2 separate regions of the Homo sapiens genome follow, and region 2 is linked to region 1. Evidence: read pairs that join two places in POLR2A ChIA-PET (ENCODE). Cell type or tissue: OCI-LY7. All regions are shown on one strand. Links, peaks and the distances in the headings refer to the core of each region. The heading gives the core; the rest is flanking DNA.

The links. Peaks named below come from ENCODE experiments on the same cell type or tissue, not always from the same donor. Only the 100,000 strongest peaks of a DNase experiment are listed, where the experiment ranks them.
Region 2: POLR2A ChIA-PET joins it to region 1 with 13 read pairs; 6 of 35 experiments call an interaction of 5 or more read pairs at or near these places.

What each region holds. Positions count from the first base shown.
Region 1 is chr6:99,475,653-99,492,372 of GRCh38, forward strand. USP45 (ubiquitin specific peptidase 45) reads right to left here. Exons shown (of 18, transcript NM_001346022.3): 6 at 13,029-13,168; 7 at 12,548-12,643; 8 at 7,101-7,231; 9 at 491-578. Among named protein-coding and RNA genes, the nearest start is that of USP45, 31 kb to the right of the region's middle. RefSeq lists a silencer at 9,533-9,672. In OCI-LY7, for the core only: no CTCF peak of the experiment used is centred there; DNase peaks (open chromatin) are centred at 9,089 and 9,600; H3K4me3 peaks cover 910 bases; H3K27ac peaks cover 1,233 bases.
Region 2 is chr6:99,533,793-99,548,564 of GRCh38, forward strand. It overlaps CCNC (cyclin C), which reads right to left. Exons shown (of 12, transcript NM_005190.4): 10 at 12,603-12,682; 11 at 11,320-11,438; 12 at 8,595-9,817. The coding sequence ends at 9,763. It also overlaps the pseudogene TSTD3. Among named protein-coding and RNA genes, the nearest start is that of USP45, 26 kb to the left of the region's middle. In OCI-LY7, for the core only: no CTCF peak of the experiment used is centred there; no DNase peak of the experiment used is centred there.

The DNA.
Region 1 (16,720 bases), core at 8,392-10,891:
ATTTACAGCCAAAGGACATTAACTAAAAAGGACAATAGGGCTGTAAAAGGATAAAGGTAAATATCTTACAGAAGAAAGAAAAAATATCTAGAATATTTACTCTAAAAAATTAAATTATTTCTCAACTGTACTTTTAAATTGTAATAGAAATTACTTACTTAGTTGTTTTTTTGTTTGTTTGTTTTTTGAGACAGAGTCTCACTCTGTCACCCAGGCTGGAGTAGTGCAGTAGCGGGATCTCCGCTCACTGCAACCTCTGCTTCCTGGGTTCAAGCAATTCTCATGTCTCAGCCTGCCAAGTAGCTGGAATTACAGGTATGCACCACCATGCGCGGCTAATTTTTATTAGAGACGAGGTTTCACTATGTTGGCTAGGCTGGTCTGAAACTCCTGACCTCAGATGATCCACCCCGCCTTGGCCCCCCAATAATCCCTTAGTTTTGTATCCTCTTCTTGAAGAGAATACATGATATACATAAAGAAACCTGACCTTTGTTTCTTCTGTCCTCACTGCATCCAGAAGATAATGAAGAAGCTCCTGACTGTCCTGTTGCTGGAAATCTTTAAATCGAGGTGCCCTGTGATTTAAAAACAAAAGAGGAAAGAAAAAAAGAATAATCATTCCATGGTTCATCAACACTCTTCTCTAAATGCACTTGAAATAGCATATTATTAGCTGGGTGCGGCAGCCTACGCCTGTAATCCCAGCATTTGGGAGGCCAAGGGGCAGATCACTTGAGCTCAGGAGTTCGAGACCAGCCTGGGCAACAAGGCAAAACCCCGTTCTCTACCAAAACACACACCCACACACACAAAATGGCATAAAGACACAGTTTACTACTTTTCCAACTAAATAGATGAAATGTGATTACTGGTCCAATTAGGGTGTGATCTTAAGTGTGCACTGAGAATATGGCTATCATTTATTAAGCAACTACTATATGTTAAGCACAATACTAGTAGTTTTTCACATGTTCAGGCATAATCCTCCAACAACTTTGTTGGGATGTACTGTTTTCTCCAACTTACACATGAGGACTCAGCAGTATTGTTTAAATCATTTGCAAGGTCATACAGCTAGCAAATAAACCAGTATTCAAACCCAAGCCACTGTGATTTATTATCTTCCTACCTTAACCAAAAGGAAAGCAAGAGAGTGTTTCTATTTCATATAAAGGACTATAAGTTGATCTCCCTGTGAATATGTTTTTTAAGGACTTGATAATTAAATTTCCTCTGTATTAACTTAATAGAAAGATCAGGTACTATTCATGGAGACACTGACATAGGAAATATTTGGTTGATTTCAGTAACTTTAAAAAGTAACCTACAGTAAACTCTATGCTAAAATGAACATTTTGCCTTAAGTGCAGACAAGTATTAAATCTAGAAAGTGTTCAGACCTAAGATGAAGAAATAATTCTGTCAAAATACAAAATAATTAGAATATATTATAGTAGAAGACACATTTACAACTATTTATGATATTTACAACATATCTCATGTGATATACAAAACAGCACTGTTCAGGAATTTATAATTAATATAAGTTCTACTTTATGCTTGAGAAAATCGAAGAACAAGCTAAGTGCCACTAACATAACTACAGGTCTTTTGACAGAGTGCAGTACTTAATTATTTTTAATTATTATCTCATTTTTATTTTTGTGAGATGGAGTTTCACTCTGTCACCTAGGCTGGAGTGCAGTGGCACAATCTCAGCTCACTGCAACCTCCGCCTCCTGGGTTCAAGCAATTCTCCTGCCTCAGCCTCCTGAGTGGCTGGGACTACAGTTGCTGGCCACACCTGCCATCGTGCCCGGCTAATTTTTGTATTTTTAGTAGAGGTGGGGTTTCTCCATGTTGGTCAGGCTGGTCTCGAACTCCTGACCTCAAATGATCCACCCACCTCAGCCTCTCAAAGTGCTGGAATTACAGGCATGAGCCATCACGCCCGGCCAAGTGCAGTACTTTCAGCATTATTCTTCATTATCTCAGGATAAATATTAATCCTAATAATACAAAGAAAGTGAGTCCCTGACTGCTAAAACATTAACCGGTCATCAATCCAGCCTGTAAGAGGAAACACCACTCCAGACATTCTTGCTAACTAGCAGCACATAGCAACATGCTGACAATACTTTATTACCTTGATGGGCTTCCCTACCTGCACTTGGTGGACAGAACCCACCTCCTAGATTAGAGATGAGGACAGAAACCAAGATGGACACATATTCTAATCCTATTTGGACCTCCACAGCTGGCATCAGGAGAGGCAGAAACTGCAGAACCCTATACTTATGCTGTATACTCCAAGGAAGGCCAGTGAAGTAGCAGATGACTAGAGGAGGGAACAGGAGAATCCCTCAGAGATCTTCACTAGCCAAGTGGTAGGTAGGAGGAGGGGGCAGTTTATGGCTTTCAAAGCAGACACACAAGGAGGAAATCATTCCTGAACAAAGAGAAACTGCCTCCACCATGTCTCTGCCTATAGCTCCTTCTCAACCAATGCAAAAACTATTTACTGCCTTCTAAACCACTGAAGAAAATTTAATAAACTTAGATTTGTTTTTTTTTTTTTTTTTTTTTTTTAACCTAGGAATGGGCAAAAAAAAATCATAGGATGATTTCTAGACTCTATGATGGAGCCTATCTGAGCTACCCATATCAAGAGAGACTTTCAAACCTATTAAAGGATTAAAAGATAAAAATCACCAAACATATGAAAATATTCAGCCTATTCAAAATAAGGGGAACCCTAAGGATTCCCAGGAAATGTACTTTAGTAAAAGTATTGCCATGAGAAAGAGGAGAGGACTTTTAAAAACCTCAAGGCATGAGAGAAAAATATATGTACAAGCATAAATTAGGAGACTGTCAAGAAAAAGAAATTTAATCCACTTCTATGTTCATCACAGTGCTATTCACAATAGCAAAGACATGGAATCAACCTAGGTGCCCATATATGGTGGATTGGATAAAGAAAATGTGGTCCATATACACCATGGAATACTACACAGCCATAAAAAAGAACAAAATCATATCCTTTGCAGCAAGCAACATGGAAGCAGCTGAAAGCCATCACCCTAAGTGAACTAATGCAGAAGCAGAAAACCAAATAAAACAAACAAAAACCACAAAGTTGAAGACCTTGCTCCCAAATAAGGCTCATCACAAGTGGTCAAAGTGTGTGATAATCACCACTATAACAGAAACTTCAAGAGACTGGTTCATGTACACACAATATGAATAAACCACAAATTATGCCAAGTGAAGGAAGTCAGATAAAAAAAGAGTACACCCTGTATGATTCCATTTCTATAGAATTCCCCAAAATGCAAACTAATCTATTGCAACAACAAAAAAAAAAACAGGTAAGGGGTATACCACCCAGGGATGGAGTTTAGGGGAGAGGTTCTAGAGAAAGGGATTATAAAGGGGCCCAACAAAACTTTGGGGGGTGATGGATACATTCATTACATTGAATGAATGTATGTATATATACATATATACACACACACACACACACACACATACACAAAGTGTATAGATATGTCAAAACTTATCCAATAGTATATTTTATTTTTTAGAGAGACAGGGGTGACAGGAGTGCAATGACATTAACAGCTCACTGAACACTCAAAACTCCTAGGCTCAAGTGATCCTCCTACCTCAGCCTCTAGAGTAGCTGGGACTACAGGTGTGCACCATCACACCTCTGGCTAATTTTTTTTTCATAGAGTCTCCCTATGTTGTCCTGGCTAGTCTCAAACTCCTGGCCTCAGGCAGTTCTCCCACCTTGGCTCCCAAACTGCTGGGATTACAGGCATGAGCCACTGTGTCTGGCCCCAGTAGTACACTTTAAATATGTACAATTTATTTTATGTCACATATACCTTACTAAAGCTAGCCAGAATATCCACCAATACAATTTACTATTCCAACAGACAAAAAAAAAAAAAAAAAAGATTATTTGGATACAGAAAAAGCATTTTTAAAAAATCCATTTCTTAATAAGAACTCTCAGAAAAAAGAAAAACTAAGAATAATTGGGAATTTCCTCAACCTGATAAAAGGCATGTATGAAAACTCTATAGTTATTATCACACTTACGTGTGAAAGACTGCATGCTCTCCCTTTAATATCAGGAATAAGGCAAGATGCCTATTTCACCATTCTAACATTGTATTGGTGGTCCTTTTTCATTTTTTTTCCAAGAAGAGTCCTATTGCAATATGTATTGGTTGTCCCTGACAGTGATATAAAATGAGAAAAAGATATAAAATGATACAGATTGGAAAGAAAGAAAACAATCTTCATTTGCCAATGACATTGTCTACATAGGAAATACCAACGAATCAACATAAAGCTAAGAGAACTAGTAAAGCAAGTTGGGTAGGGTAGCAAGAAACAAGGTCAACATACAAAAATCAACTGTATTTCTGTATATTAACAATGAACAATTGGAAATTGAATTCTTTAAAAAGAGTACCATTTACAATAAATAGCATAAAAACATGAAATTCTTAAGATAAATCTAACAAAATATGTGCGGGATTTGTATGCTGAAAACTATACACCCTTGATGAGAAAAATCAAAGACCTAGAAAACTGGTAAGATATCATACATGAAAAGATTCAACATTGTTAAGATGTTGATTCTCCCCAAATTGATCTACACATTCAAAACAATCCCAACTGACAATCTGATTCTATAATTTACATAAAAAAGCAAAGGACCGGCCAGGCGCAGTGGCTCACGCCTGTAACCCTGGCACTTTGGGAGGCCAAGGTGGGCAGATCACCTGAGGTTGGGAGTTCAAGACCAGCCTGACCAACATGGAGAAACCCCATCTCTAGTAAAAATACAAAATTAGCCGGGTGTGGTAGCGGGCGCCTGTAATCCCAGGCTGAGGCAGGAGAATTGCTTGAACCCAGGAGGTGGAGGCTGTGGTAAGCCAAAATCATACCATTGCACTCCAGCCTGGGCAACAAGAGCGAAACTCCGTCTCAAAAAAAAAAAAGAGGACCTAGAATAGTTTGAAAAGGATGACCAAAATTTGAGAACTTATGCTACTCAATTGCAAGACTTACTATGAAGCTACAGTAATCAAGACAGTGTAGGCTTTGGGGTAAAGACAAGACATGTAGATCAATGAAACAGAATATAGTTCAGAAATAAACCCAAACACATGTGGCTTAAATCTTTACTTGATTTTAAAAAAATATATTTGTCTAATGTATACTTCTTTTAAAAGTAAACGCCATAAAACAAACAAAAAAAAGGCAATTTAAAACTTTTCAGCCAAGCATGGATGACGCTCATGCCTGTAATCCCAGCTACTTGGGAGGTTGAGCAGGGAGGCATGCTTGAGCCCAGGAATTCGACTATGATTGGGCCACTGCACTTGAGCCTGGGCACAGAGCGAGACCCTGTCTCCTAAAAAATACAAAAAATACATAAAAATCTTCAAATAATGTTTGATCTAGTTATTCTAAGAATTTATCCTACAGATGTACTTCCGCAAGTACAGTGTATTCATACAAAACTGAGTAAGTTATACACACATGTGCTAACATGGAAAGATGTATAAAATATATCAAGCAAGTTGCAAAAAATTTGCATATGTCTGTGTATGTATGATCACTTTTGGAAAGAATCAGATAATAGTTACTTCTGAGGAGTAAAGATAGAGAGGAGTTTGAATTTTTATCTATGAGTGCCCATTATTTTAATAGTAATTTTTAAAATGTTAATAAACCTTTATAACCAGGAAGAAAACTATACAAAACAAGTTATTTCTGGCAAAGTCAGAAACAAATTTCTAAAGCATACAATGACCTAGTAACTTTTTTTGTTTTAATTTCAACTTTTATTTTAGATTCAAGGGGTACATGTGCAGGTTTGTTATCTGGGTATATTGTGTGATGCAAAGGTCCGGAGTACGAATGATCCCGTCACTCAGGTACTAAGCATAGTACCGAATAGTTAGTTTTTCAACCCTTCCTCCCTCAATCTCTCCCACCTCTAGTAATCCCCACTCTCTACTGTTGCCATCTTTATGTCCATGAGTACCCAATGTTTAGCTTCCACTTATGAGAACATGTGGTATCTGGTTTTCTGTTCCTGCATTAATTCACTTAGAATAATGGCCTCCAGCTGCATCCATGTTGTCGCAAAGAATATGATTTCATTCTTTATTATGGCTGTGCTAAAAACTTTTTAACTCTGTGAGACACTCATGCCTCTGAGAATTTTGCAGGTTTTTTTGGTCCTCAGGCTTTGAAGAAACATCATTTGCCAACCAAATGAAACATACACTAAGCCCTCTATTTTGGACTATATTTAAAATATCATGGCATTCATTACTAGTTTTAATTAAAATGAGATTTTAAAGTCTATAGATATACAAAAACACAAGCTCATATTCAAATAATTTTCCTTCTACATATTTTAGTAATTGTGGACTGGACTAGCTTGTGAGTTCCATGAGGACAGGGTGCATTTGTGACGCAATATATGTTGTGTACCCCTGAATTGTAGCAAGTACCTCATAAAAAGCAAGCTCTCAATTTTTTATATAAATGAATACATGAATGCATTAAAGTCAAGTCAGATCCTTTATGTGTTTATTTCCAGGCACATAAGGATTTGGTTTTTAAACATACTGTAATACCTTGAGAAATTCACTTAAACTCTATTTGCCTCACAGCTCATCTTTTAAAATAAGAAAGCTAGATTAGATGTTATCTTACGGTACTTTCTAGATTTTACAACTCTATGGTTTTCTCACTTTATGGTATTACAACATAGGCATCCAAGTCAGGACAGATCTCCATTTGATTCTCAGCTTTTCACTCAGACTAGGTGAGCCATTTAATTTCTGTGTCTCCATTTCCTTATATATGAGGATAAGCTGCTTCTTCTGAGGACTGAGATATAATTTTCATAAAGCATAGAGCTGTAACAAATTTTAGTTCTCTTCATAGTCAGGGCAATAAGAGCAAAGTTACAGTAAAAACGACTATTCATGTTAAATGATGAATACATTAGTATTTTGTAACTCATAATTATTTATATTAAATGTAGATGCACCCACTTCTGACAAAGCTGATTAAAAAGAACTTTAGGAGAAAGTGGTCCTTTTTCAGTCTCCTTCATGCTGTGAAGAAACAGGAACAAGGCTGAGGTCAGTGGTCCAGGCCTTGAAAGTTCCACCACCAATGGGTCCTTTAAAAACATGATCAACTCTATGTCAGAAATGTACAATTTAAAAATAACATATTAAAAATCTGTGAGTTACACTCTGCTTAAATAACACCAACTAAATTGCCTCAATTGTATTAAGAAACTTTATTATTTCATAAATAAAATATATAAAAATGGAAAACAGAATACCTGCCTTGAAAAACACAGGTATTTTCATATCCTCTGCCCTTTGCTTAATAAAACTATTAGATCAAATGATATCACCAATCTTTAGTTGCTTGTCACTGTCCTTTAATGCACTCTCCTATAAATAAAATCACTAATCTACTTAATGTTTGTACCACTCCACGAATAATCATACATTATTTGCTAGTAAATAATGTATGATTATTTGTGTATAATGTAGGATTATACACCTTTCTTTTCCCCAAATATTTTACTAGTAAAGTAATAATGTGGAATCATGTAACAAAATCAGCATAACATCTCCCTCTTTTAAAGGGGAGAGACATAAAGCTTGACAAAAGCAGCTAACATTGGGTGAAGGATTAACCCATTTAATTCTAGAATTTTTTTCCCCTCGAAATCTGGTTTCTAAAGTACTATCCCCACCAATAACACTTTCTCCTAAAGGACAAGGAATAGAAAGCAGATCCCAAATATAAACTTGGGACATTAAAGAATGTTATCTTCCGGCCGGGCGCGGTGGCTCACGCCTGTAATCCCAGCACTTTGGGAGGCCGAGGCGGGTGGATCATGAGGTCAGGAGATCGAGACCATCCTGGCTAACAAGGTGAAACCCTGTCTCTACTAAAAATACAAAAAATTAGCCAGGCGCGGTGGCGGGCGCCTGTAGTCCCAGCTACTCGGGAGGCTGAGGCAGGAGAATGGCGTGAACCCGGGAAGTGGAGCTTGCAGTGAGCCGAGATTGCGCCACTGCAGTCCGCAGTCCGGCCTGGGCGACAGAGCGAGACTCCGTCTCAAAAAAAAAAAAAAAAAAAGAATGTTATCTTCCAAGATAACTATTGAATATATTGTCCTATTCCTATATTCATGAAATAACTGTTACATATGTATTTTATAACAACTATCCTTAAAAATCCACTATAATCACAGAAAGGACAGGCTATAATTTTCCATAGTTTTTTTTTTTTTTTTTTTTTAAAGAGACAGGGTTGCCCAGGCTGGTCTTGAACTCCTAAGGCTCAAGCAATCCTCCCGCCTCAGCCTCCCAAGTAGCTGGGATCGCAGGCATGAGCCACCACACCCAGTCAAAATTACAGAGGACTCAAGACAGACTTTTGTGTTTTTTCTTTTTTTTTTTTTAGACGAAGTCTCACTCTGTCACCCAGGCTGGAGTGCAGTGGTGCGGTCAGCTCACTGTAACTTCAAACTCTTGGACCCAAGTGATCCTCCTGCTTCCACCTCCTGAGCAGCTGGGACTACAGATGAATGCCAGCATATCCAGTTGATTTTTAAAATTTTTGTAGAGACGGGGGTAGAGGGGGGGTCTCACTTTGTTGCCCAGGCTGGTCTTAAACTCCTGGCTTCAAGTGATCCTCCCACTCCGGCCTCCCAAAGTGCTAGGGGATTACAGGAATGAGCCATGGTGCTCGGCCTTCCATAGCTTTTGAATGTCAAAAGTGCTTTTCTGGGCTGGATGCCATGACTCACATCTGTAACCTCCACACTTTGGGAGGCCAAGGTGGAAGGATCACTTGAGCCCAGAGTGGAAGGCCCGCTTGGGCAACATAGGGAGACTCCGTCTCTGCAAAAAAAATTTAAAAATTAGCCAAGTGTAGTGGCACGTGCCTGCAGTCCGAGCTACTCAGGAGGCTGAAGTGGGAGGATCCCTTAAGCCCAGGCTGCAATGAGCCATGATGGCACCACTGCACCCCAGTGTGAGTGACAGAATGAGACTGTCTCCAAAAAAAAAAAAAAAAGTGTTTTCTCTTCTGCTGTAAACTTAAAACTGCTCTAAAAAATAAAGTCTATTTTTTTTTAAAGTGTTTTCTGCCATGTTAACTGAAAGTTACCTCAAGGGTCAAAAGTAAAATCTAAGGTAATTTTAAACTTCAAGTACCAAGTTGCACTTCCCTTTTCTCAATGAAAATATTTTTTAGACAGAATAAAAAACCTTCAGAATGAGATGAGGAAATAACCTTAGTTTTAAAAAGTACATTTAGACCTGGCGCAGTGGCTCACGCCTGTAATCCTAGCATTTTGGGAGGCCGAGGCAGGTGGATCACTTGAGGTCAGGAGTTTGAGACCAGCCTGGCTAACATGGCAAAACCCTGTCTCCACTAAAAATACAAAAAAAAAAAAAAAAAAAATTAGCTGGGTGTGGTGGCACGCATCTACAGTCCCAGCTATTCAGGAAGCTGAGGCAAGAGAACTGCTTGAACCTACGAGGCAGAGGTTGCAGTGAGCCGAGATCGTGCCACTGCATTCCAGACTGGGTGACAGAGCAAGACTCCATCTCAAAAAATAAATAAAATAAAAATAAAAAATACACTTAAACTTTGAAAACAAAAGTTTGCTGAAAACGCAAGAAGGATGAATTTCACACATAATGTTGACAGAAAGAAGCCAAATGCAAAATAATGTATATAGTAAGATTCCATTTATATGCAGTATTAAAACAGGCAAAACTAATCTATCCTGTTAGAAACCAGGTTAGTGGTTACTCATGTGGGTTAGGGAAGTAGTGAATGTGGGGGGGAGTTGAAGGGGCCTTCCAGATGCTGGTAATGTTACTTGAGCAAGGTGTTAGTTACACAAGTGTGTTAGCTGTGAAAATTCATCAAGTTATACACTCATAATATACATTTTAAAGAATATTTTCATTAAATAAAAAGTTTTCCACACACACTGTTGATATGCGCATAAATATTAAATTGAATCCAGCAGCATATAAGCATATCATAACTGGGGTTTGTAACAAGAATACAGGATAGGTTTAACACTTGAAAAAGGAATCAGTGTAATTCACCACATTAACAGAATAAAGAAGAAAAACCATATGATCATCTCAATAGATGTGGGAAAAGCATTTGACAAAATTCAACATCCATTCCGATAAAACTTTCAGAAAACTAGCAATAGAAAGGAATGTCCTCAAGCTTACAAAGAACACCTCTGAAAATCGTACCTTCGTATGTAATAATGGGAGAAGGCTGAATGTTTGTTCCCCTAATTTTGGGATTAAGGCAAGGCTGACTGCTCCCATCATCTCTATTCAACATGTTACTGGAGCTCTGAGCCAGCACAATAAGGTAAAAAAATAAAAATAAAAAAATAAACGGTATATAGACAAAAGACAAAGATAAACTGGTGATTCAAAGGGCAGTAACCAACTCAAAGAACAGTGCCACAGCTCAGGTCAACTTTATGCCCTAAAAACCTAAGATATAAGATTCAAAATTACCCTGTTAGAATGATACAAACCTAAAGTTATTAACTACAGTATCTAATTGCCATATAGTAATCCTGAAACACAGCTCTGCATGTCAAATATTTAAACTCAACATCCAATCGCATTTAACAGGAAATCACATTTAACAGGTCTTTTTAAATGACTAGGCAATAACTTCCCTTTAGTAGTTTTAAGGATCTCACTACACTTTATTTAGAATAGGGCATTGGAATCTATCATTAAATTTTTAAGGGGCTGAACAAATGTTTACAGGCTGCTTTTCGACTATATATACATATATATATGGTAAACATTTACATGTAAATATATATATAAAAAGGAGGTTATTATATATATATAACAGTATGTTATATATATAATAATACTGTCTTTCAAAGATATATATATAAAACAATACTGTCTTTCAAAAGTGCCTACTGGGAAAAACAATCTAAGATTACTAAGCATGTTTAGAGGGCTAAGCATTTTTAGAACTCTTTAATTGTTTTCAAAAGTCAGATCATGAGCTATACATATACTCTGACTTACACACTTACACACACACACAAACACACACACACAGGCTGATCAATTTCTCACTAAAATTATCCTTACTAGTATCAACACCTCCCAGCCAAAGTCCATCAGAAACACACCTATCGTTGAACTAGGTGGGTTTATTACTTGTGGCAGTGAGGGAGATCACGCAGCATGGGGAACCACAGGGTGTCCTAGTAAGAGAGTGCTGTAAAGAACCTACCCAGGATTTAGGCTCTGGTTGAATAACCTGAAGGTGGGTTTCAGGAAGCAGAGGTTTACTCTAGAGTGAATGCCCTCAGAAAGCGAGGCTAATTCTATCATGGGACATCTCAATAAATCTTACATATTGTGGCAGTTGGTGGGGGAGACTAAAATGAGGATAAATCTCTAACTAGTAAAGTAGCATTCCTTCATTTCTCATTTTGGCTGAAGGAGGGTGTTTCAGATTTTCTAAATGGCAAAGTGATCTTGTTTTAGACAAAATCATGAAGTGGACTTGCTTTGTCTTATTTCATCGTAGTCTCAGAGAAACCTACTATCAGATTGTTATTCTGTGGGATTATCTGAATAACATGGCCTAACTGTTGGTGCCAGGCCAGCTTCTGAATATCAGGGGCTGCTCTTTTTTTCATCTTTCTCACTAGCTTAAAAATCTATCATCAGGCTAGGCTTCAAAAAACCTTTAGATGTGGCCGGGCGTGGTGGCTCACGCCTGTAATCCCAGCACTTTGGGAGGCCGAGGCGGGTGGATCACGAGGTCAGGAGATCAAGACCATCCTGGCTAACATGGTGAAACCCCGTCTCTACTAAAAATACAAAAAAAAAAAAAAAAAAAAAAAGTTAGCCGGGCGCCTATAGTCCCAGCTACTCAGGAGGCTGAGGTAGGAGAATGGCATAAACCCGGGAGGCGGAGCTTGCAGTGAGCTGAGATCGCGCCACTGCACTCCAGCCTGCACTCCAGCGACAGAGCGAGACCCCGTCTCAAAAAAAAAACCTTTAGATGCTCACTATTAAAATTTCATCTTTCTTTAAAGAACAAAAATGCTAAATTTAAACAAATGTCACCAGAAACTACAAAATAGGGGTTATAGGCATTTTGCTCAATAGAAGTCACACCTCTTTTGTTTCTTCCAGTATGTTTATTTTAAAGCTGCCTTGATATCTTTTTATTATTTGATCCATGGCATATTGGAACCATAACATACCTTAAAGTTATGATTTTAGAAATTTTAAATCTGATTATTTTCACAGAATGCTTTTAAATTATTTTTAAGCCCCCTGGCTACTATCTTAGTTGACTGATCTGCGAATTAGGAAAAGAGATTTTGGTAACATCAGTGGCTCATCTGAAAGCAGCTATTATTCAAACAGTTATTACTCACCAGCTGAGAGTCTGAGGAAGGAAAAATCTTGAGTTTTGTACTACTTTCTTTGATCTCATTCATCAGATCAGTAAGAGTATAAGTCTGTGCCAAGTTCTAAAAGAAAACAAAATTAAAGTCTTCAGATTCAGTTAAAATATGCCTCTGATTTTATGGAATACACTCTCAAATTTCATCTAGCATAGCAAAAGTGTCTATTTCAAAAAATATTAAGATTTAGTTGAGTACATTTTACATTTAGTAAAGGTCACTATTACCGATAGAGCCATGGTAAAATACACAGAAGACCTTTCAGAAGCCCTGTGTGAAAATAAGGTACATGTATACATATGGTGATGGCCCAAGATAGCGTAAACAAAAGGAAAACAGAGAAATTTCTAGAGGAACATTTAGCAGTCATTTGACAGTCTACAGGTGAGCCAATGACTACATAAATTAAGAGAATCTTTTACATATTACAAAGCTTTCTGATGACTCTTACCTGCATGACTGCATTAAAAAAGCAAGTATTTCCTAAATTTGTAATTCCTCTTACAGATAAATTTCTGCATTTTCCTCCCTTCTGTATTTCATCTGTTTCACATTTTTCTTCACAAAGTTTCATGATTCTAGAAAATGCACCTACAAGTTAGAGAAAAAATAACTGACACAAGATGTAAAGATAAATATGTCACTTAACATAATTTATATACATTATTTAAAATTAAATTTAAATAAGATTATCTCCCTGAATCAGTGTTCCTGAAGGGGAAGAATATAAACACAACTATCTTTGGTTTTATATTTTATTGCTAGAGGAATTAATTTAAACTTTAGTATACAGATCTGCACCTCACACTATATTACAGAATAAATTGCAGATGAATTAAAAAACTAAATGTAAAAGAACAGTCGAGAACAAGTAGAAAAGGTCTAACTTCTAAATACCATTACCCATGAAAAGAAATAAGGACGTCTAGGGGAAAAGGCTGATTCTTAACCCAGGGTAGCAAAGATGCAAAATGAACCCATAACATTTTGCCATGCCAGAGAGTAAGGAAGTGCTCAAAATGTGTGATTGGGAATAAGTCAAAATACACAGGGATTTTGACCAGCTCGTTCAATTCAGATAATTTGATCATAAAAATAAGTAAGGGTAGTATAATAGATTATTATTCACAGAATGAATCTGAATTGGTAACAGATTTTTTAAATGAGAAAAAGTAGGGAAGAGACTTCCTTATAAGAGAATGCCAGCTAATAGAAGAAATGACAGAATTAGGAAAATCACCATCCTATAGTGGCAATTTTTGTATTATTCTTGCAACATTTCTGTGAATTTGAAAATGTTCATATTAAAAGTTTTTTAAAAATAAACAGAACCACACTGTAATACAAAAAGTAAAATACCTAAGTATATGACACATAAGTGCATGTTTTGTGCTTACAGATTTGTATAATTAATGCAGATTTGAAAATTATATTAGGCTGGCCACGGTGCCTCAGGCCTGTAATCCTAGCACTTTGGGAGGCTGAAGCAGGTGGATCACTTGAGGTCAGGAGTTCAAGACCAGCCTGGCCAAGATGGTGAAAGCCCGTCTCTACTAAAAATACAAAAATTAGCTGGGCGTGGTGGTGCGTGCAAGCCTGTAGTCCCAACTACTCAGGAGGTTGAGGCATGAGAATCACTTGAACCTGAGAGGCAGAGGTTGCAGTGAGCTGAGATCATGCCACTGCACTCCAGTCTGGGTGACAGAGTGAGACTCTGTCTCAAAAGAAAAAAAGAAAATTATATTATCAGTTCATGTTTACTAATATGAAAACAAAGAACAATTCCTAACATTTACTGACATGGTTGACTACATGTATTTAGCAGATTACTCTCTGAATCAAAATTATGATAATTTGAAGTTTGATAAGAAATTCCCAAGTTCTGAAATGCTTTAGTTTTAACTAGATGTTCTTTTAAATTCCTTTCAGCCCTCAGATTTTTTCTTTTTTAAAAAACAGTGTCTCACTTTGTAGCCCAGGCTGAAGTGCAGTGGTGCAATCTCAGCTCACTGCAACCTCCGCCTCCCAGGTTCAAGTGATTCTCGTGTCTCAGCCTCCTAAGAAGCTGAGATTACAGGCACCTACTACCACACCCAGCTAATTTTTGTATTTTTTTTCTTTTTTTTTTTTAGTAGAGAAGAGGTTTCACCATGTTGGCCAGGCTGGTCTCAAACTCCTGACCTCAAGTGATCCACCCACCTCGGGCTCCCAAAGTGCTGGAATTACAGGTGTGAGCCACCGTAGCCAGCCAGCCCTTAGATTTTATAGTTCTTTACAATTACATGTTTTTTTCACCTAATACTGACATGCTGCCTTGCATTACTAATTAACTTATAAATATTTGGCTGATTGATGGAAATAGGGGAACATCTCTTACTCTTGCTCTTCCTGCCAAAGGGGTACAGCACTGGGGGGACTGTTCATAATAAAAATTCGAAACACATAAAAATCTGCAAGATTAAACAGCAGAACTAGTGGGTTAGCTTCTTACGTCTCTGACAAGTTCTTAAGAGGAAATAAATTATGACACCTGCCCCACTTCTGTAAACAACATTAAAGGAGATGAACCCGAGTGGGAGTGGCCCTGTTCTAAGGAGCAGGAAGTGCTGGGATTACAGGTGTGAGCCACCGCGCCCAGCAGAAGATGTTTCTTTCATTAAGCAAACCTATTTCATGGAAAAAAGTTTTCTTTAAGTTCTAACAACTTTTATCCTGTGCTACAATAGTTTTTATAAACGCTATTAACTGGTTTCCCCCTATTCCTGTTTTTTTTATTCTTTAAATGTTATTGGTTGTTATTGGAATGTGTTCAGATATTAAGGAGCTATTTTTAACTCCCAACTCCAGAATCCTGAGGTAAAGCAGAAAAGAACTAGCAAGATAGGTCTCTTTTCCTGTCCTCCAAATATTATAATAAATAATAAACCCCACACTAGAGCTTGGGGGCAAAGGCCAGCACAATCAATGAAGTGGGTCACTGAAGTACAAACACCAGGCATGGAAAAAAGAAAAGGGGGAAGAGGCCAGGTAGTTTTCAAATGAATATAAAAGCAAATGAAAAAAGCCAGTCAGTACTTAAGAAGCACTACACAAACAAGAGGAACCCTGATATGGATGCTGGCTGGGTTTACAGACAGAACAGTCTGCTTCTTGTTTATATCTGAGACTGTAAATAGAACCTAGAATAGGATGGGTTCAGACTCTCATTATTGCTGTTGCCAAAAGGTGGTTTCATAGTGATTTTTGAGAGATTTAAGATGAGAGAGAAATTAAATCCAAGCATTACTCAATTTTTTCAGGCTGTTAACTCTGATTTTACATTTATAAAACTCAGTCTCCAACAGGTTAAGTGATATGCCCAAGGTCACAATGATAATCTTCTGATTATAAATTCATTGTCATTTTACCACCTAAATTCTCTTCAGTGATTTATGTACAATGAGAAGAATTATAAAAGACAGTAGGTCAAGATTCTTACAGATTTGGGTATATGCAACCCTAAACAAATATGACTCCTCAAAAATATCTTTTTTTTTTTGGCTTCTTCCAAAACATGAAGCAGACTTAACATTCTTAATAAATGTTGCCACAATATTTTTTAGCTTATTAACATGAAAACAGAATGGCTGGAAGAAATAACCTATAGATAATAACTATATATGTTTTATATACTTATGAAATATATATACACGACGCCTATTGGGCCTGTTTTAAAAAACATTAAAAAATACATATATACACAGACACATTATTCACTTGGGAAAATACTCCTAGAAATAAATTATATTTTAATCTTGCAAAGACACATAACATTTTAAAAACCATAATATGCAAATGTATCTGTGTGCCACATTTATCCAACAGTTTTCAAAACATCTGGGATGGCATCCCAAAGTAAACAATGTTCATAAGACCATCTGGACAAAACTGCAGGCAAAATAAAGCATAAACATATGGAAAAACAGATTTTCCCCCTCCCTTCAGCAGTAAGGGACGACAAATGTCAAACCAAGATATATCCACGCTTCACTGTGTGATGCTTTTCAGCACCACCTGGCTCTCCATGCATAGCCACCAAATATGGACAGCACTGCCAGAAAGAACATACCCACAGGGCAGTGGCAATAAAAAGAGTTTATTTCA
Region 2 (14,772 bases), core at 8,159-10,658, 58 kb after region 1:
CCTACACTTAATTAGTGTGCTAATGCACTGGTGGCAAAATAAACCTGTTTTCTCTTGTCTGTGCCTCTTTAGACCCATGTAGTGTATTTTTAGACTCACTCATGCAGTCATTCTTGTAGTACCTATAAGGACAATGTCAGAAATATATATATTTCTGTCAGTGTGTGTGTGTGTATATATACACATATATGTGTGTGTATATATACACATATATACATATGTATACATATACATATACATATATACACACACACATATATGAAGGCAAGGAGAGAACTTTCTAGGGTGATGGAAATGTTCTGTATCTTGACTGAGGTCAAGATATATATATATACACACACACACACATACACATATATAAGAGCCATAATCTCAGGGAGAAGGAAAGTTGTAGACAATGAACCAACATTGAAGTACTGGGCCCATCAAGGAACAGGATTGTGGGTAAATACATCAGGCTTTTAGTCGGAATCCTGAAAAGGCTATGCCCTAGAAGTAGAGTTGAACCAGAAATTCACAACCCCCACAAGAACTCAAAACAAGCTTTGAATCAATTAAATCCCTGAATGAATTAAGGTGATCTTCCTAATATCTTAAGGGCCTACCAGAAGTAAATCCTCTCTAGAGAAAGATACCATTATCTAGCTAGAACAGAGGTTGGCAATAATCAATCTTTTAGTCTTGTGGCCAATTAGGTTTCTGTTGCAACTGCTCAACTCTGCTGTTGCAGCACAAAAGCAGCCACAGACAATATATAATGTGACTATTCCAGTAACTCTACTTATGGCCACTTAGGTTTGAATTTTATGTTTCATGTGTTGCCAAATATTATTCTTCATTTGATTATTTTTCAATCATTTAAACATACAGCAAACATTCTTAAAGCCAGACAAAAACAGGTAGCAGGTCAGATTTGGTCCATGGGGCATAATTTGTAGATCCCTGAGCTACAGCCACAAATTTTCCTTACAATTTTTCACATACAATTTCACCTTACAATTTTCACATACAATTTCAGGTATTCTATCAAAAATTAATAGGCACGGCAGTCAATAGGACCTTATGATTGAGAAATAATGGAAAAACAAGACAAGAGAAACAAATCCACAGAAGATCTACAGATTGGAGTTTTCAGACACAGACTTTAAAATAACTGTGATTAATATATTCAGTAACTTAGATAACAAAATTACAGTAACTGAAATTAAACACCCAATAGAAGGTAGATAGGTTTAATGGCCAATTAGACACACCTGATGACAGGATTAGTGAAAATGGAAAAATCAGAGGTACATGTATTAACATGGATGACTCTTACAATGTTGAGGGAAAAAAGCAAATTACAGAAACATATACTGTATAGTTTTTGTTTGTTTGTTTGTTTTTTAAGACAAGCTTTTTCACTGTTACCCAGGCTGAAATGCAGTGGCAAGATCACAGCTCATTGCAACCTATACCTCCTGGGCTGAAGCAATCCTCCCACCTCAGCCTCCAGAATAGCTGGGACTACAGGCACGCACCACCACACCTGGATAGTTTTTTCACTTTCTGTAGAGACAGGGTCTCGCTATGTTGCCCAGGTTAGTCTCGAACTCCTAGCCTCAACTGATCCTACTGCTTCTGCCTCCCAAAGCACTGGAATTACAGGCATGAGACACCATGCCTGGCCAGTATAGTTTTTAAACATACAAAATATATTATTATTTAGGCATATGGACATATATAGTGTAAGTATAAATAAATTATAAAAATATCTACTTCTGAATGGTTTCTAATGGGGGAAGGGAGACGAACACAATAGGCTTTAACAGTATTGTTGACAATTTTATTTAATATGTTTGGTAGGTAAGCACTTATTTTTACCTTTTGTATGCATGGGACAGGGACTGTTGTCCCCACTTGGCTACACTTGAACAAGACTATATACCTTTGGATTCCTGGTACCCTTTTTTTTTTTTTTTTAAGAAAAAAACTTGATAATGTATTCTATTTACCCAAATAAACAAAGGGTTAATAAATTAGAATAATGTATCTTCTATATTAGATCGAACTTAGAAAGACAATTTTAGTTGTCATTCTGATACAAAGATTTAACAAATTTTATGTGTGTATATACATATATATATATATATATATATATATATATATATATATATATATATATATATGGTTTTTTTTTTTTTTTTTTTTTTTGAGACGGAGTCTCACTCTGCTGCCCAGGCTGAAGTGCAGTGGCATGATCTTGGCTCACTGCAAGCTCCACCTCCTGGGTTGACACCAGTCTCCTGCCTCAGCCTCCCGAGTAGCTGGGATTACAGGCACCCGCCACCATGCCTAGATAATTTTTTTTGTATTTTTAGTAGAGACAGGGTTTCACCGTGTTAGCCAGGATAGTCACGATCTCCTGACCTTGTGATCTACCCACCTCAGCCTCCCAAAGTGCTGGGATTACAGGCGTGAGCCACCACACCCAGCCTTTTTTTTTTTTTTTTTTTTTTTTGAGATAGGGTCTCGCTCTTTCTCCCAGGGTGGAGTGCAGTGGTGCTATCTCCGCTCACTGCAACCTCTGCTTCTGGACAAATTATACTTTTTAAACTGCACTGACTTATACAACAGTCTTTTTTTTTTTTTTTTTAAGACAGGGTCTCACTCTGTCTCCTGGCTGGAGTGCAGTGGCATGATCACAGCTCACTGCAGCTTGACTTCCTGGGAAGCTCACCTGAGTAGCTAGGACAACAGGCACATACCACCACAGCCAGCTAATTTTTCTATTTTTTGTAGAAGTGGGGTTTCACCATGTTTCCCAGGCTGGTCTCAAACTCCTGGGTTCAAGTAATCACCCTGCCTTGGCCTCCCAAAGTGTTGGGACTACAGGCGTGAGCCACAGCACCTGGCCTTATGCCAACAAAACTCTTATGAGTAAAACCATTATTAAGGTCTGTAGTATCAGAGACCTCAAAATGTGAATATACAGCATATGATTTACTACATCATTTAATAAATGTCTGTTTATTTCAGTAATGGGAGAATATCACTTTTACTTTGATAATATAAGGGTAGATCAAAAGTTTCAGATATGTATGAGAAAAGCCAGATTATATTTTTAAATGCTATATGTACTCTACATCTCTTTCATAATGGAATAGGAGAAAGATGTCCTGAAAAAACTGGCAACAGTGGATAGCCTCAGAGTTCTAAATTAATCAAAATATCTCAGGTTTCTTTCATTCACATAATCTTTCTTCTGTGCTTATGATCTCAGTGGGGTTTCTTGGATTCTGAGATAATGTGCCCCTTTGCTATCTAGAATGTGTATGCCATAGAAATACTGGATAGAGGTAGGATCAGCAGCTAATCTATGAGAAATTTTGTATGATTAGACACAAAAAATTGAATGCTTATCCTACCGTCCAGTAAAAAATATTTTTCGGTGTCCCCAAAAATAGCAATTTATTAATGGAAAAATATAATTTTATCACTACCACTTTTTAATGCTACAAGTTTCTCCAGGAGCAAAGGATAAGAAGAAAAAGAGAAATTTTAATAAGTTATTATTATTATTATTTTTGAGACAGTCTCGCTCTCTTGCCCAGGCTGGAGTGCAGTGGCTCCATCTCAGCTCACTGCAACCTCCGCCTCCCGGGTTCAAACAGTTCTCCTGCCTCAGCCTCCCAAGTAGCTGGGAATACAGGTGCACACTGCCACAACTGGTTAATTTTTTTTTTTTTTTTGAGGTGAAGTTTCATTCTTGTTGCCCAGGCTGGAGTGCAATGGCGCGATCTCAGCTCACCACAACCTCCGCCTCCCGGGTTCAAGCAGTTCTCCTGACTCAGCCTCCTGAGTAGCTGGGATTACAGGCACCTGCCACCACGCCTGGCTAATTTTGTATTTTTAGTAGAGATGGGGTTTCTCCATGTTGGCCAGGCTGGTCTCAAACTCCTGACCTCAGGTGATCTGCCCACCTCGGCCTCCCAAAGTGCTGGGATTACAGGTGTGAGCCACCGCGCCTGGCCACACCTGGCTAATTTTTTGTATTTTAGTAGAGATAGGGTTTCACTGTGTTGCCCAGGCTGTTCTCGAACTCCTGAGCTCAGGCAGTCCGCCCGCCTCGGCCTCCCAAAGTGCTGGGATTATAGGCGTGAGCCACCACACCCGGCCAATAAGGTATTATAATGGCAGAATGTGGTTGAAGTGAATCCAAATAAGGATAATAATAGTTCCTACTTCACAGTAAAGTTTTGAAGATTAAATCAGATAACATGTCAAATATTTAATACTTTGCTGCTATTCTTACTGTGTGAATATGTACAATATGATACCTGTTTGTAGGCAGCTGATATTTTGTGTTACTGTTTGCATTAATTTAACATTAATGGGTAAAGATGGCAGGTGAAAACTCCTAAACATCTGGGGGCCGAAATGGCAGTGGACTCCTTACTGAAAACAAGGAGATAAAGTGAAACTCTGCATACTGAACAATGAGCTAGCTTCTTGCCTTATTTCGTCTCTGAGAACTGACAGCTCAGCTCCTACTACCTGAGATAGATTTCTCTCCAGAAAAACTGACCCATCCTGAAGAAAAACCTTTAAAAAACAATGCTGGGGGTGTGAGGCTGAGGAAAATGTTTTGCTGTTCCCTTACCTATAATGAAGCTCACCACTGAAAAGTCCTACCCATGTACACAGAGATGTTCCAGATAGCTTTCTCTGTGTCTCTCAAATATGAAGGATCCTGAGATAATTACGGCCAAGCTTCTAACTTGAAAGACTATGACCAAACCAAACAGCAAAAAGGAACTTAAAGGAAATACAGGTTTAATAGCCCTTATCTGAAACAGCTGGGACCAGAAGTGTCTCAAATTTTGAAATATCTGCCTATATATAATGAGATAGCTTGGGGATGGGACCCAAGTCTAAACAAAATTCATTTATATTTCATGTACACTTAATACAAATAGCCTGGAGTTAATTTTATACAGTATTTTGAAATAATTGTGTGCATGAAACAAAGTTTTGACCCATCTCATAAAATCAGATAGGGAATTTTCTACTTGTGGCATCATGTTGGCACTCAAGTTTCGGATTTTGGAGCATTTTGGATTTTAGATTTTCAGATTATGGATGCTCAACCTGTAGTGTTAATGCAGGGAACAAAGAAAATTTTAAAACAACCAAAAAACCTAAGTTAATATCCTTAGAATTTTGAGAAGCCATTGCACTCTCCAGAACAAGGTACTACTTAAAAGACTTGGATTACCAGCTAAGTACAGTGGCTTATGCCTGTAATCCCAGGGCTTTGGGAGGTCGAGGTAGGAGGATCACTTGAGGCCAGGAGTTTGAGACCAGCCTGGAAAACACAGTGAGACCTCTATTTCCACAAAAAATTTAAAAATTAGCTGTGCACCCATAGTCCTAGCTATTCAGGACACTGAAGTGGAGGATTGCTTGAACTCAGGAGTTCAAGGTTACAGTGTGCTGTGATCGTGCCACTGCACTACAACCTGGGTGAGAGAGGGAGACCTTATCTATCGTGAAAGAAAAAGACTTGGATTCCCCATATCTCTTAAATGCAAGAGAAAACAAAGGGAAGTCCCAATATGATCAATTCTGTTATGACAACTGTGTTATTTGGACAGTAGTCAGTCCTGACTGAGGGCCGTAGAACTCGAAGAAGTCTCCCTGTGATTTGGAGAATAAAAAATGACAAACGATTCTGATGATCAATTAATAGAAGATACAAATGAAGTTGAACAAATTACAACCAAGGCAATTACTACTTCCAGAGATACAAAAATATTATAAAAGAAAGAAAATGTAATCATGGTATGCTATAGAAGACAATATTATCTATGTACATTTATATATTCGATATGAATTTAAAAAAATTATACAATTAAGTGATGATAGGAGTAGAAGTCCCAGTGTAAGATCAGGTTGGGGAAGGAGAATAGGGGGAGAAGTATGAAAAGCAAAATCCTCATCTTCCATAGCAGAGAGTTAGATAATATTTATAATTAAAAAGAAAAAATGAGGGGATTGTAAGCAGAGGAGGCAATATGCTAATATATTTGGAGATTAGATGCCCAGGTTTTAAAAAATGCTTTATTTATTTTTTAATAAACAGATACAGAGTCTCGCTTTGTTGCCCAGGCTGGTCTCGAATGCCTGGCCTCAATCCTCTTGCCTCAGCCTCCCAAAGTGCTGGGATTATAGGCGTGAGCCACCACGTCTGATCAAATGCCCAGATACTAAGAATTAGAATCTAATCCAAGCTCTGTCACTTAGTTAATCTGTGACTGGGTAAATTACTTAATATTTCTGCTCCAGAGTTTCATCATTTTTAAAATGATCATTCTAAGAATTTACTTCATAAATGCAGAGAGCTTAGAACATAATTGGCACATTTTTAATAAGTGTTCAAATAAATGTTATAATTAAAACCTTGTCACTTGGAAATGAAGTAAACAGCAGAGAAGTGACTAAAAGTTGAAAGTGGCTGCCTCTGGAGAATGGGAATGAGAGGTAGGGAGAACAGGACAGGGGTCTAACATTTTCTCTATAATGTCTTACAGCAACACTGTCCAATAGAATTTTTTTTTTTTTTTTTTGAGACAGAGTCTCATTCCATTATCCAGGCTGCCCAGGCTAGAGTGCAGTGGCATGATCTCAGCTCACCACAGCCTCTGCCTCCCAGGTTCAAGCAATTCTCCTGCCTCAGCCTCCTGAGTAGCTGGGATTACAGGCACCTGCCACCAAGCCTGGCTAATTTTTTTTATTTTTTAGTAGAGATGGGGGTTCACCATGTTGGCCAGGCTGATCTTGAACTCCTGACCTGAGGTGATCCACCTGCCTCGGCCTCCCAAAGTGCTGGGATTGCAGGCGTGAGCCACTGCACCTGGCCCAATATAATTTTAATGCAAACCATTACATGATTTTAAATCTTACACTTAAAAAATTTAAAAAGAAAGTGAAATTAATTTTAATGTTTTATTTAATCCTATGTATCCAAAATATTTAAAATATGTAATCATTATAAACAAATTAGAGATTTTATATTATTTTGTTTTGTACTATTTGAAACCCAACATATATTTTTACATTTACAGCACATCTCAATTCACACTAGCCACGTTTTAAGTGTTCAATAACCACATGTGGCTAGTAGCTATCATACTGGACAACTATGGTAATATTGGATTTTTAAAAACAATACATATCATCAATGGCTGCTATTAAATCATAGAGAAACCCAGCCACTTTATGTCTCCTGATTAAAGACCACTACTTAATTTGTACAGTGGTCTACTAAAAAAAAAAAAAAGACAGAAAAAAAGGAAGCAAGCAAACAAGCAAGCCTGAATCTGATCAAGCCTGTAGATTCAATTACCAATTTACAGAAAATATAGAGGAGAAAATAACACATTAAATGGCATGTCAAGGATGCAATCAGCAAAATCCAGATGGTGAGAGACTCTTAGTAGACAAGCAAACCAAAAACAGGAATTTTAAAAATGTGACTGGGAAGGAATTCATGAATTTAAAAAGACATGGCTGGGTGCAGTGGCGCACGCCCGTAATCTCAGCACTTTGGGAGCCTGAAGTGGACAGATCACTTAGGTCAGGAGTTCCTGACCAGCCTGGCTAACATGGCGAAGCCCTGTCTCTAATAAAAATACAAAAAATTAGCCAGGCGTGGTGGCATGCACCTGTAGACACAGCTACTCTGGAGGCTGAGGCTGGAGAATCACTCGAACCCAGGAGGCAGAGGTTGCAGTGAACAAGATTGCGCCACTGCACTCCTGCCTGGGCGACAGAGTGAGACTCCATCTAAAAAAAAAAAAAGAAAATAAAATAATAACAAGACAAAAGACTTGTCAATAAATTGTAATATGTGATCCTTATTTAGATCCTGACTAGAACTCTAACAATTTTTATACTTGTGAAATAACTGAAAATCTGATATTATTTTTACTAATTCTTTTTGAGGCACAATAATACTTTTAGTTTTTTTAAAGAGCTATTATTTCTTAGGAATATATGCTGAAATATTTATGGATAAAATTATATGATATCTAGGATTTGCTTCAAAATAAGATGGGGGATGGCAACTTACGGAAAGTGGGTGGGAGTTTAGATGAAATGAAATTGGCCATAAATTGATAACTACTGAAGCTAGATGATAGGTACATGGAGGTTCCTTACTTTACTCCTGTATATGTTGTTTTAAATCTTCCACAATAAGAGACTGAAAACAAAACTATGAGGCATGGTATTAATTTTAAAAATAAACACTTAAAGACTATAGGTCTTACCTAAGCCCAACATTAATTCCTTCAGACCTGAGGAGAGCTTTTTTTCTTATTAAGCCCAGGAAACCTATATATGTCATCAGTCTGACTTTACACAGTCTCGCTTTCCAGCTCATTTGATACGCTCCATCAGAAATAAATTTTCTATTTAAAATCTGTTTGTAATGATTTGAAATTACCCCCTTGACAACCTATAAAAGGCTTTAACACTTAACTAAAGGAAGAAGAATTCTCAAAAAACAACATCAGGCAAATTCAAAAAGATAAATTCAAGACACTAGTCGATACAGCTGGAGAAGTTACTTTTATTCTTGCAGTTTTATACTAGGAAGTCAACATTTAATAAGCCATCATCCACAATTGATTAAAAATGTTTAATCCTTAAATTGTGCATCAATATCCTATGACTCCAAATTTTATTTATCACTCTCCTTCAAGTCTGAAGAAAATGATTAATTTGCTAAGTTCCACAGACAGTACAGTCCCACTGACATAACATTTAGTATGATGTCCTACTCTCATATTAGAATTAAGGACAGCCAGTATCAAACTGGCCTGAAACCTGATTGTGTTCCTGGTTCAGAATACCTGTAGTAAATCTGTAAATCCACACCAAGACACAACATTAAACTAGGGTGTGTATATCTTATAAAAACCTTTTCACAGTAAAAATCAACATTAAAATTTTACCAAATTCCAACATTATGGTTTTTGAATCCAATTAAGCTTTCAAAATGCCTGATTAGCTGTGAATTAATTATAAATAACTTCATGTAGTTTGCCCAGCATTTCAAAATGGTTATGGACTATCATGTTTAAAATGTCAAAGTATGCTATACATATTGCACTTTTCTGCTAGGCTGGGCTAGTATCTTCCATGGCAAGATCCTCAAACTACTGAATAAAATACACTTTTAAATCAATATAGGTACTTGATTAATTTCCCTGAAATTATCAACATCATTACCAAAATCTTCCAGGATTTTGTAAGATTTGATTCCTTAAATACAGTTTTAAAGTTAAACTTATGGAGGGAAAAAAACCCTCATAGATTGACTGTAAATTTTACGTCCTTTTTTGGTCCCTCAATGACCAAAGAGAATTTTAAACAAATTATGCTTCATGTTTCCTGGCTTAATAAAAAGCTACAATTTTTATTATCCAAATTAAGAAATATTATACTAATCAAAAGCTATTAATTTTGAAATGTCTATGTATGTCTGTCTGTAGGTCCCCTTAGAACCTTTCCAAACATTTATAATCAAGAGATTTTAATCAATTATGTACTAGAATCATATTAAAGAAAAACTTATTTTGCAAAAATAAAATCACTTTCCAATATGCTTGACAGAAACAAGCTATTCATTTTCATTTGTGTTCCACTGAAGACATTACTGAAATCTGTCCAATGGTTTATTTCCAAGTGGTCCACTATGGAATTCTTCGGAATGTTTTAAGATTGGCTGTAGCTAGAGTTCTGACTTCCATTTGGACCCTGCTCTCCTTCACTGTTCAAATGGGGAAGAAAGAGATTTTATACCAATTAAAAGATCCATTTTTACACCCTGATAAGCCTACTGACTTTTAAATTCATTATTCTGTGGCACAACTATACAAAACAAAGACATTCCTCATTATAAGACACGTGAAAAATTAAAATCCAGAAGACTAACAAACATTGGTTTTATGTTTTTATTCTTATATAACTTTGTGCCCTCACATATAACAAGCATTCTGGAAGTTAGTGTCCATATATACTCAAAAACTTTAAATTAGGGTATGGGATTTCATTGTTATTACAGGTATCACTCAACATAGAGATTACAGCTTCTTCTAAACAAATTTCCTATAAAATTAAATCTTACATATAAAATCCTATTCCTACTATTTATGAAAAACAAGAAGTGTTCTTCAAAAAAAAAAAAAAACCAAAACTGTTGTCCAAAGGCATAATAAAATCATATATAAATACAGCAAACCTTTATAAGTCAGCAAGAAATATGGTAATTTCCTGGAAAATGCTGAATACTTAAAATAAAAATGCTGAATACTTAAAAATAACTAAAACTGAAAATACCAGTAACTTTGGCAATAGGATTATTGCCTTATCTTGTCCACCATCATCTTGCAGCTTCAGGCCCTGCCACTAGTGGAGAATCACTCAGGGAATTTCTGCAAAAAATGCATCCAAAGGTAGCTGTTTGAATGACTGCCTTAAACAGCTCCTTGAATAAAGTATTAACTTTTTCCAAATTGTAACATTAACTTATGAGTAGCAATCCATAAATCTATCTTGTTATATAACAATCATTTTTCTAAAGAAACAATTAAGATGGATGGCATTTCTTTATTTCCCTTCTGACTTTTTCTCCCTGCCCCAAATGAACTGATACACAGTGAGGGCTGAGAACCACTGAACTAAATGAACACATCTTACTTAAAACACACACATACACCCCAATAACAACAAAAAAAACCCTCTTAGCACAGGTGATTCATTTTTAGCAAAAATATATTCTTATGTGCCATGGACCTTAGGGTCACTTAAAAACCAAAATTCTTTATCTTTACAATATCAGATCATTCATTGAAATTTTTGAAAATTGCTACTGAAATTTATAAAACAGGACAATAGCCAGCAGTGAAAAAAAAAAAAAAAAAAGATGGCACAGAATCAAACTGACATGAAACTACTATAGTTCTGAATTCTGCCCTGAATTTCAGATGAACTTACCTAATTCTGTCAGCTTTAAATTTATGGTATATGACCATATGTTGAGAGATACCTGTAATATACCTCCACTGCATTAGGAAAAGTTACTAATCAGATTAGTGATTTTTTTAAATGAGACATTCTCAATCAAATCACAAATTTAAAAAATAAAATTAACATGGATCATGAAGTTTTGGAAGAAATGTTTTAAAAACTACAAAACAACATAATCTAAGAAAAATATAGTAAGTATGATATATGATTAAATGACATCAATAATTAAAGTCTACAAAGTACCTGTTTGGAGGTGGTTTTGGTTTTGGCATCTTACTAAGAATGGTTGCCATCTCTTTTCTCTCATCGAAATTCTTCCACTGCTCATATAGTTTTAAAATAACCCTGATTATTTCCAAAATCTAGAAGAAAATATTTGAAAAGTTCTCAGTGGCAAAAACAAGCAACATTTTTTATATAAAGAGCATACATCACTACACAACCCTCAGAAAACAGTAAATAGTCTCTGTCCTTAAATCCTGATAAATTTGAAAGCAGTATTTTTCACCACAGTGCTGTTTAGGATTTTCCTTCTAGCATCTCATTTTTCAGCATGTGTGCATTGTCCATTCTTATCTATCTCTGCAGCTGATTTCCTTCCATCTGATGGTATCTTTTAAACTGAAACATACTAAGAATAAAGGTTCTAATCATGAGGGAATATACCACTATAGAGCACACTCCTCTAGTATAAATTATTTTAAACAACTTAATCGGGGGTAGTGCACAAAAGATGTTTTGATTCTCTGTTACTACACATACATTAAGGTGCTCAAAAACTGGCAGCTACAAATTTGAAACAACTAGTTAACAAATTAGCTATTTTTTTCCCACCTGAGTAGAACCTAACCTTAGGATTAATTTTAATGCATTTAACACTTGAGCAGAAAAGCTAGAAACACAGCAAAAGCCATTCTGCCAGGAGATAGGCTATGTTACAGAAGTTCACAGTAGTATTCAGTGGTTACCAGGGAGCTTTTAAAATAATCCTGGGAATGAGAGGCTACTTTGCAACCAATTAAACCAAAAGTTTACCATTCTGTTTAATCCTAAACTGAAAAGAGATACATAACTTAAATAATCAGCATTAACTCTTCCTACCAAACTTTTTTTTTTTTTAAACGGAGTCTCGCTCTGTTGCCCAGGCTCGCGTGCAGTGGCACGATCTTGGCTCACTGCAACCTCTGCCTCCCAGGTTCAAGCAATTCTGTCTCAGCCTCCCGAGTAGCTGGGAGTACAGGTGCATGCCACCACACCCAGCTAATTTTTGTATTTTCAGTAGAGACGGGGTTTCACCATATTGGTCAGGCTGGTCTTGAACTCCTGACCTCAGGTGATCCGCCCACCTAGGCCTCCCAAAGTGCTGGGATTACAGACACAAACCACCATGCCCAGCCCATGTTTCTTAATATTTTGTAACCAATAATCTTCTTAGCCTGGTGGACATCACAAGATTTTAGGCTCATGATAAGTAAATATGACATTAATTTTTAAACATCCAAGTTTACATACAACTAAGGGAATACCTTTTCCATATCCACAGAAAGCTCAGCAAACCATTGCCTGGCATCTTTCTGCTGTACAACACAGGCTACATGTAGGCAAGCTGAAATGAAAATGAGAGACAACTGTCCATGTTTAACTGCAAACACAGAATATATGATCTAACAAAGATTTTTCACTATTTCCTGTGTATTTTCCAACACTCTTTAAAAAACATTAAACAGCTACATATGAGAGTTACCACTGACCATCTCATCAATGTAATCCGAGACAGAAAAAATTACTAGATTACATCAAGTTCTTGACATCTGGTCCTCACTGCGTGCTAGTCATGGTGCAGTTGCCTTGAGAGTCAGGCACGTTAAAGAGGAAAAACATCCAATGAGGAGAGCAGAAAAGGGAAGTTATCCCTGAGTAGTGTACAAAGTAGCCGTTAAACTGCACCCAGAAGTCAGTGTGACAAAACAAAACAAACAAAAATGTTAATTAATATACTAGGTTTTAACAATGTTGACTGTGTTTCCACATTTCAGTTAAAAGCAGTGTTGCCTGGCCTTTTTTCTTCCTTTTCATTATTAGCACATGATCAAGTTATGTGAAAGCTGGGCACATCCTTACAGAATTCAGTGTTGTAATCAAATAAAGGTTAGAAAATAAATGTAATATACTGTATACAATATTAGTTATATATGTTATATACAATATAAACTAACAAAAGAGAGGAATCTACATCATAATTTTGCCTAAAACAATTTCTACTGAGCAGCCTGTATACCCTTAACCCACTCCAGCTTAAGTTATACTCCGTGGTCTGGTTATCCATGTCTTTGCTAAGGATGACATTCTAGGCAAATAGCAACTCAAATGTGAACTGACACACTGGTTGCCCTAAGTCAAGCAAAGCTATGAGTAGGGCTTAGGTCAAGAAGAGGTTAAAAAAAACCAAATGACTGACATGATAAAAACAGGAAATTAAAATACAGTGGACAATGCTATTAACATGGGCATGCATAGAGTACACTGAAGATTGAGGAAGCATCCTAAACCCAGACTGAGGTGATGCTGAAAGGGTGGGGGAGGGTCACTGAAGAGCTGATATCTAAGCCAAGTCTTACAAAAAAAAAAAATGAGAGTGGGAGAAGAGAATAGTATGTATATCAATTGGGAGACGAATTTGGCTAGCTCCGGGTTTCTCAATCTTGGCACTACTGACATCTTAGGTTGAACAATTCTTTGACACTGTCTTGAATACTACAAGATGCTTGGCAGCATCCCTGGCTTCTACCCACTAGATGCTAGTAGCACCCTACCCTAGTTATGACAACTAAAACCAAACATTGCCAAATGTCCCCTCGGGGCAAAATTATCCCCAGGTGAAACCACTAGCCTAGCTCAACAGTTTGGAAGATAGACAGGCTCTCTGAGGATGGGAGTGCTGGAGGCTAATAAGCCAGTTAGGAGACTGCTGTGGTAACATGGATAGAAATGAGAAGATGACTATGAGATTACAGAAGGAACAATCGAGAGGAAGGCACAAAATGTACTGGTAAACAACTACATGTGGGTATTGAGGGAGATGAAAGGGCCTAACTGCTGGGTTTCCAACTAAGGTATATAACTAGTGCTATTCACCAAACTGGCAAAGACATTAAAAGGAGGAACATATTTTGGGGCAAAGTGATAAGCTCAATCCTCATCATGAGTCTGAGGTGCTGGTGGGATGCCAAGCGGAGCTATGTAAAAGGAAGATGGATATAAAGAACTGCCAAGTGGCAAGATCTTGGCTAAATAAAGAGATTTAAATGTTTCGGCATGTAAGTGATAGTAGAAGCCATGAATCTCAGTTAAAGTACCCAAGAAGAAGACAGCAGGGATGGCAAAGATGTGACACATGTTCTGTTATCCCTTCCTTCCTACCTATGCAGATCCCAGTATTCCTACCCACTGGGTAGGACACCACTCAAAATCCTTTCAAATCCAGTCCTTTCAGGGAACTGCCAGTAATACAGAAGTGTAAGTATAACCTATTTGTCAGCCCTGATGTAAGAAGGCCAAGAAACATCAACATTTAAGGAATAATTGAACAACTGAACAAAGACAAACCAATGGAAAATAAGAGGGGAAAATCAAGAGGATGGAGTTATAAAAATCAATAGAAGGGGCTGGGGTGCAGTGGCTCACGCCTGTAATCCC